Linked DNA regions of Homo sapiens: region 2 is linked to region 1. Evidence: chromatin loops called from intact Hi-C (ENCODE). Cell type or tissue: OCI-LY7. All regions are shown on one strand. Each heading gives the region's core, and the rest is flanking DNA. Links, peaks and the distances in the headings are about the cores only.

Evidence for each region. Hi-C counts contacts between places; a loop is a spot of excess contacts. Peaks named below come from ENCODE experiments on the same cell type or tissue, not always from the same donor. Only the 100,000 strongest peaks of a DNase experiment are listed, where the experiment ranks them.
Region 2: it touches region 1 in a loop (8-fold over the local background); 1 of 110 quality-filtered maps calls a loop at or near these places.

The regions. Positions count from the first base shown.
Region 1 is chr7:5,283,572-5,286,472 of GRCh38, reverse strand. The region is part of intron 1 of SLC29A4 (solute carrier family 29 member 4); the gene reads right to left. Among named protein-coding and RNA genes, the nearest start is that of SLC29A4, 2.1 kb to the right of the region's middle. RefSeq lists a silencer at 1,241-1,535 and enhancers at 1,524-2,090, 2,091-2,656. In OCI-LY7, for the core only: a CTCF peak has its summit at 1,346; a DNase peak (open chromatin) is centred at 1,352.
Region 2 is chr7:5,138,682-5,141,582 of GRCh38, reverse strand. It overlaps the pseudogene ZNF890P. Among named protein-coding and RNA genes, the nearest start is that of WIPI2, 50 kb to the left of the region's middle. In OCI-LY7, for the core only: a CTCF peak has its summit at 1,408 (motif pointing left); a DNase peak (open chromatin) is centred at 1,382.

The DNA.
Region 1 (2,901 bases), core at 225-2,724:
TGGCTCGCTGCAACCTCCGTCTCCTGGGTTCCAGCGATTCTTCTGCCTCAGCCTCCCGAGTAGCTGGGACTACAGGTGCCCGCCGCCACACCCGGCTAATTTTTGTATTTTTAGTAGAGATGGCGTTTCACCATGTTGGCCAGGATGGTCTCGACCTCTTGACCTTGTGATCTGCCCGCCTCGGCCTCCCAAAGTGCTAGGATTACAGGCCTGAGCCACCACATCCAGCCTATGATTTTTTTCTAATAACGTGTATTCATTTATCTGAATGCAGAAAGGATCTGTGCTCGTCGTAGGGAGTTTGAGGCTAACAGAGAGGACAGCACAGCACTGAGTGCTGAATGTAGTGCCTCAGTTTCCCCAGTATGAAGGAGAGCCGTGGTAAAGGCTGGAAGAAGCCCACCCCATGGGGTCCCACAGGCCCAGAGGAACCTTGATTTTTTTGTTTTTTGTTTTTTTTTCTGAGACAGAGTCTCGCTTTGTTGCCAAGGCTGGAGTGCAGTGGCGCGATCACAACTCACTGGAGCCTCTGCCTCTCAGGCTGAAGTGATCCTCCCACCTCAGTCTCTTAAGTAGCTGGAACAGGTGTGTGCCACCAGGCCCGGCTAATTTTTTTCTTTTTTGTAGAGATGGGGGTCTCACTGTGTTGCCCATAGTGGTCTTGAACTCCTGGGCTCAAGTGATCTTCTCGCCTTGGCCTCCCAAAGTGCTGGGATTATAGGCATGAGCCACTGCGCTCAGCCCATCCTGATTTTCTCTGGGGCTGACCCATGTCACCTCTGCCTGCTCTTGTCCCATCTCCTGGGTCTCATTTCCTCCAGCTCCCCTGCCTCAGTTTACTCCCTTCCCAGCCTCTAGGCAGGTTTTCATGATCAGTTACCAAGCACCTCCCTGTGACCCCATGTCCCCCTCTTCTAGCTCACTACAGAATTTTAACTGGGGCCTAAAAGGGGGCCTGGGGCCTCACTGGGGCTTTGAAGCCAGAGCCTTCCCATTTCCAGGTCTTGGGGGCTGGGGAGATTCAGCCCCTGACAGCTGGGGGCCAACGCAGGTAATTGGTACCCACTACCAGGGGAGAGGCGGTCCCGGACTTCTGGGGGCTGAGAAGCCCAGCGTGTCTCCCCTTCTAGGCTCAAGGCTCCCCTGACTGCCCCTCGTCAGCCCTGGCCGTCCTGCCACATCTGGAGCTGGGGGGTTGGGGGTGGGGTGGGGTGGCGGCCGAGCAGGGCTTAGAGCAGAGCTGGGCTGGGCTTGAACGAGGGTGGCTCTGGGCGGGCTCCGCACACCTGTCTCCCCTGTGAAGTGGACACAGGAGCCTGAGCTCAAGAGTCGTTGGGAGGCGCCAGAGAGTCAGCAAAGGCTTAGAGACCCCGGGGCCCTTCTTCAGCCTGCAGAGCCAGGAAAGGGGATGGTGTCAGGGTGACAGTCTACAACAATCAAATGCTCCTCCTGCCACCTGCTCAGGATGCCAGCCCAGCCCAGGAGGACATCTGAACCCAGAAAGGCCTGGTCTGTGTTCAGCAAGAGCCCCCAAGATGCTTCCCTGGACGTGCAGTGCCCTGAACACTCCTGGCCAGAAAGCCGAGGTTTCTGCCTTGCCCGGAGGCCACGCCACCCAGGAAGGCGGACGTGCTTGGCATCCAGCCAGGAGGCGGCTGCTGTCCCCTCTGGCTTAGTCGGCAAAGTGGGCAGCTGCCACCCACACTGCCCGGCTTGGCCAGCCACTGTCCCCATGGTGGAGGGGGTGGGGACCCTGCTGCAGCCGCTCTCCCCCACCTTTCCTGGGCCACAGGCCTCCAACTCTGTCCTTCCCGGCCCCCCACATCCAAGCCTACTGCGCCCCAGGGAAGGCAACCCAGGGCCTCCTGCCCTGTCCCCCCTTAGTTAAAATTTAACGACATGCACACTGGCTTAATAACTCCAGTGTTTACAGGGCTTGGCCCTGCTCCTCCACTCTGCGCTGCCGTGACCCCTTGATGCCTGACCCAGGGGGCCCTTGAGAAGACACAGGTCATTTTTTTGGCCTTGAGGCCACCCCTCAGGCCTCAGTTTCCCCACCTCACAACTCAGTAGAGGAAGAAGAGGGTGAGAGTACGTCACAAACAGGGACTGGGTGGGTGGCTGGTGGGGTAGGCTCAGCTGCACACAGTAGGCATTCAACAGTTGCACAAGCTGCCACTTAACACTGCTATGGGCAAGGCAGGGCTCCCACCGCTCTCCCCCATTTATTAATTTTTTTAATTTCTATTTTTGTAGAGGTGGGGTCTTGCTCTGTTGCCCAAGCTGGCCTTGAACTCCTGGCCTCAGGTGATCCCTCAGCCCCGGCCTCCCAGAACCAAGATTACAGGAGTGAGCCACTGCTTCTGGCCAAGGCCCCTCACCACTTTGCAGGGAGGGCGACTGAGGCACAGAGAGGCCAAGTCGGGGGTGGGGGGGGGGGTCGTGCAGCTCAGACTGGAGCCTGGCCCAGTGACCCCCTCCGGCTCCTCCCATTTCCACTGGGCCTGAAGTGCACAGTGGCCCAGGGCAGCTGGAAGCGCTGGGCGTCGGGACCCCAAAGCCAGTCTGGCCTCACTCGGGGGCCGCGCTCCTCCGGCCAGCCAGGAAGGACCAGGGGAACCGAATTCCACTTGGAAAGCGGGCCTGGGCTCGCACTCCCGGCTCAGTCACCAGCCCTGGTTAGTTGATGCCTGGTACACCCCTGGTCCCCGTTAACCGGGGCTAACGATGCCTCTGCTGCCCTTTCCGCAGCCCAGCGGTCTAAGCTGCTCCAACTCCTGTGGGGGTGGGTTACAAGCCCCTCCGGCCACCCCCTTTCTGCAGCCCCCCGGGGACCGATGCATGCAGGGGCCACAGGCTGGCCCCCCGGGCCCACCGCCCTCCCCGGCCCGGGTCGCCGCG
Region 2 (2,901 bases), core at 150-2,649, 140 kb after region 1:
TGGCACTATCTCAGTTCACTGCAACCTCTGCCCCCCGCGTTCAAGTGATTCTCCTGCCTCAGCCTCCCCAGTAGCTGGGATTACGGGCACCCACCACCACACCTGGCTAATTTTTGTAGTTTCAGTAGAGATGGTTTCACCATCAAGACCAGCCAGGCTGGTCTTGAACTGCTAATCTTAGGTGATCCACCTGCCTTGGCCTCCCAAAGTGCTGGGATTATAGGCGTGAGCCACCACACCTGGCCTTTTTTATTTTCTAATAGAGACAGGGGTCTTGCTATGTTGCCCAGTTTGGCCTTGAACTCCTGGGCTCAAGGGATCCTCTTGCCTTGGCCTCCCTGAGTGCTGGGATTATAGGTGTAAGCCACCATGCCTGGCCCCAGTTGTTTTATTTTGTTACAAATCTTTTTTTTTTTGAGCTGTCGCCCAGGCTGGAGCACAGTGGCGCCGTGATCTCGGCTCACTGCCAGCTCTGCCTCCCGGGTTTACGCCATTCTCCTGCCTCAGCCTACTGAGTAGTTTGGGACTGCAGGCACCCGCCACCACGCCTGGCTAATTTTTTGTATTTTTAGTAGAGACAGGGTTTCACCGTGTTAGCTAGCATGATGGTCTTGATCTCCTGACCTCGTGATCCACCCGCCTTGGCCTTCCAAAGTGCTGGGATTACAGGCGTGACCCACCACGCCTGGCCTGTTTTATTTTTTAATAGAGACGGGTCTCGCTATGTTTCCCAGGCTGGCCTTGAACTCCTGGGCTCAAGGGATCCTCTCGCCTTGGCCTCCCTGAGTGCTGGGATTACAGGTGTGAGGCACCATGCCTGGCCCCAGTTGTTTGAATCATAGCCCAAGTACATGCAGATTTGTAGTGATTTAGAGATCTCTTGGTGTGCATACCTGGGAAACTGTACCCAACATCTGCCGGCCATGTATAAGACAAACCATGTGGCTATTAAGACCCCAAGGCTAGCTGGGAGCGGTGGCTCATGCCTTTAACCCCAGCATATTGGGAGGCTGAGGCAAGCGGATCACCTGAGGTCAGGAGTTGAAGACCAGCCTGGCCAACATGGGGAAACCCTGTCTCTACAAAAATTAGCTAGGCATAATGGCAGGGGCCTGTAATCCCAGCTACTCGGGAGGCTGAGGCAGGAGAATCGCTTGAACCCGGGAGGTGGAGGTTGGAGATCGTGCCATTGCACTCCAGACTGGGTGACAGAGTAAGATTCCATATCAAAACAACAACAACAAAAGGACCCTAAGGCTCTCAGAGATACCCAGGAGCTGGCCCTGTGCCCTCTCCTGGGTAATGGCCCCCATGCCACAGCCCTGGGACGGCCTCTGGTGTGAGGGCCTTCCTGCCTGCACAAAGCCTCGCCCAGGTGCTGTCGTGTTTACTCTGCCACCTTGTGGTGGGACCTTTTTCATCAGCCGCCTGCGCAAATGTGGTAAAATGTTAATATTTGGGAGATCTAGATGAGAAGGGTATTTGGAAATTCTTTGTACTATTCTTGAGACTTTCCTTTGAGTCTCAAGTCACTCAAGTAAAAAGTTAAAAAGCTAAAATCACTTACTGGGGCCGGGCGTGGTGGCTCATGCCTGTAATCCCAGCACTTTGGGAGGCCGAGGCAGGTGGATCACAAGGTCAGGATATCGAGACCATCCTGGCTAACACGGTGAAACCCCGTCTCTACTAAAAATACAAAAAATTAGCCGGGCGTGGTGGTGGGCGCCTGTAGTCCCAGCTACTCGGGGGGCTGAGGCAGGAGAATGGCGTGAACCCGGGAGGCGGAGCTTGCAGTGAGCCGAGATTGTGCCACTGCACTTCAGCCTGGGCAAGAGAGCGAGACTCCGTCTCAAAAAATAAATAAATAAATAAATAAATAAATAAAATAAAATCACTTATTGGAAAGGATTTGTTAAACCTCCCCCCTCCAAAAAAAAATTTGATTTGTATTTAAAACTAATAAATTAGACAAACTTCAGTCTGCACTGATGAAGGGAGAATAGAAATAAGCTATTTATTTTTTTATTTTTTATTCTTTGAGATGGAGTCTCACTCTATCACCCAGGCTGGAGTGCAGTGGCACGATCTCGGCTCACTGCAAGGTCCACCTCCTGGGTTCATGCCATTCTCCTGCCCCAGCCTCCCGAGTAGCTGGGACTACAGGCACCTGCCACCACGCCCGGCTAATTTTTTGTATTTTTAGCAGAGACGGGGTTTCACCGTGTTAGCCACGATGGTCTCGATCTCCTGACCTTGTGATCTGCCCGTGTCGGCCTCCCAAAGTGCTGGGATTACAGGTGTGAGCCACTGTGCCTGGCCAAAATAAGCTATTTTTAGAATGGAAGATGAGATGATTTCAGATACAGTAGATTTATTTTTATTTTTATTTATTTTTATTTTTTGAGATGGAGTTTGCTCTGTTACCCAGGCTGGGGTGCAGTAGTGCGATCTTGGCTCCACCGCAACCTCCATCTCCCTGGTTCAAGCAATTCCCCTGCCTCAGCCTCTGGAGTAGCTGCGATTACAGGCACACGCCACCATGCCCGGCTAATTTTTTTGTATTTTTAGTAGACATGGGGTTTCACTATGTTGGCCAGACTGGTCTCGAACTCCTGACCTCAGGCAATCTGCCCTCTTCAGCCTCCCAAAGTGCTGAGATTACAGGCGTAAGCCACCGTGCCTGGCCTTCTTTTTTTTTTTTTTTTTTTTTTTTGAGATGGAGTTTCCCTCTGTCGCCCAGGCTGGAGTGCAGTGGCATGATCTTGGCTCACTGCAACCTCAACCTCCTGGGTTGAAGCAATTCTCCTGCCTCAGCCTCCCTGAGTAGCTGGGACTACAGGCATGTGCCACCATGTCCAGCTAATTTTTTTTTTTGTAGTTTTAGTAGAGACGAGGTTTTAC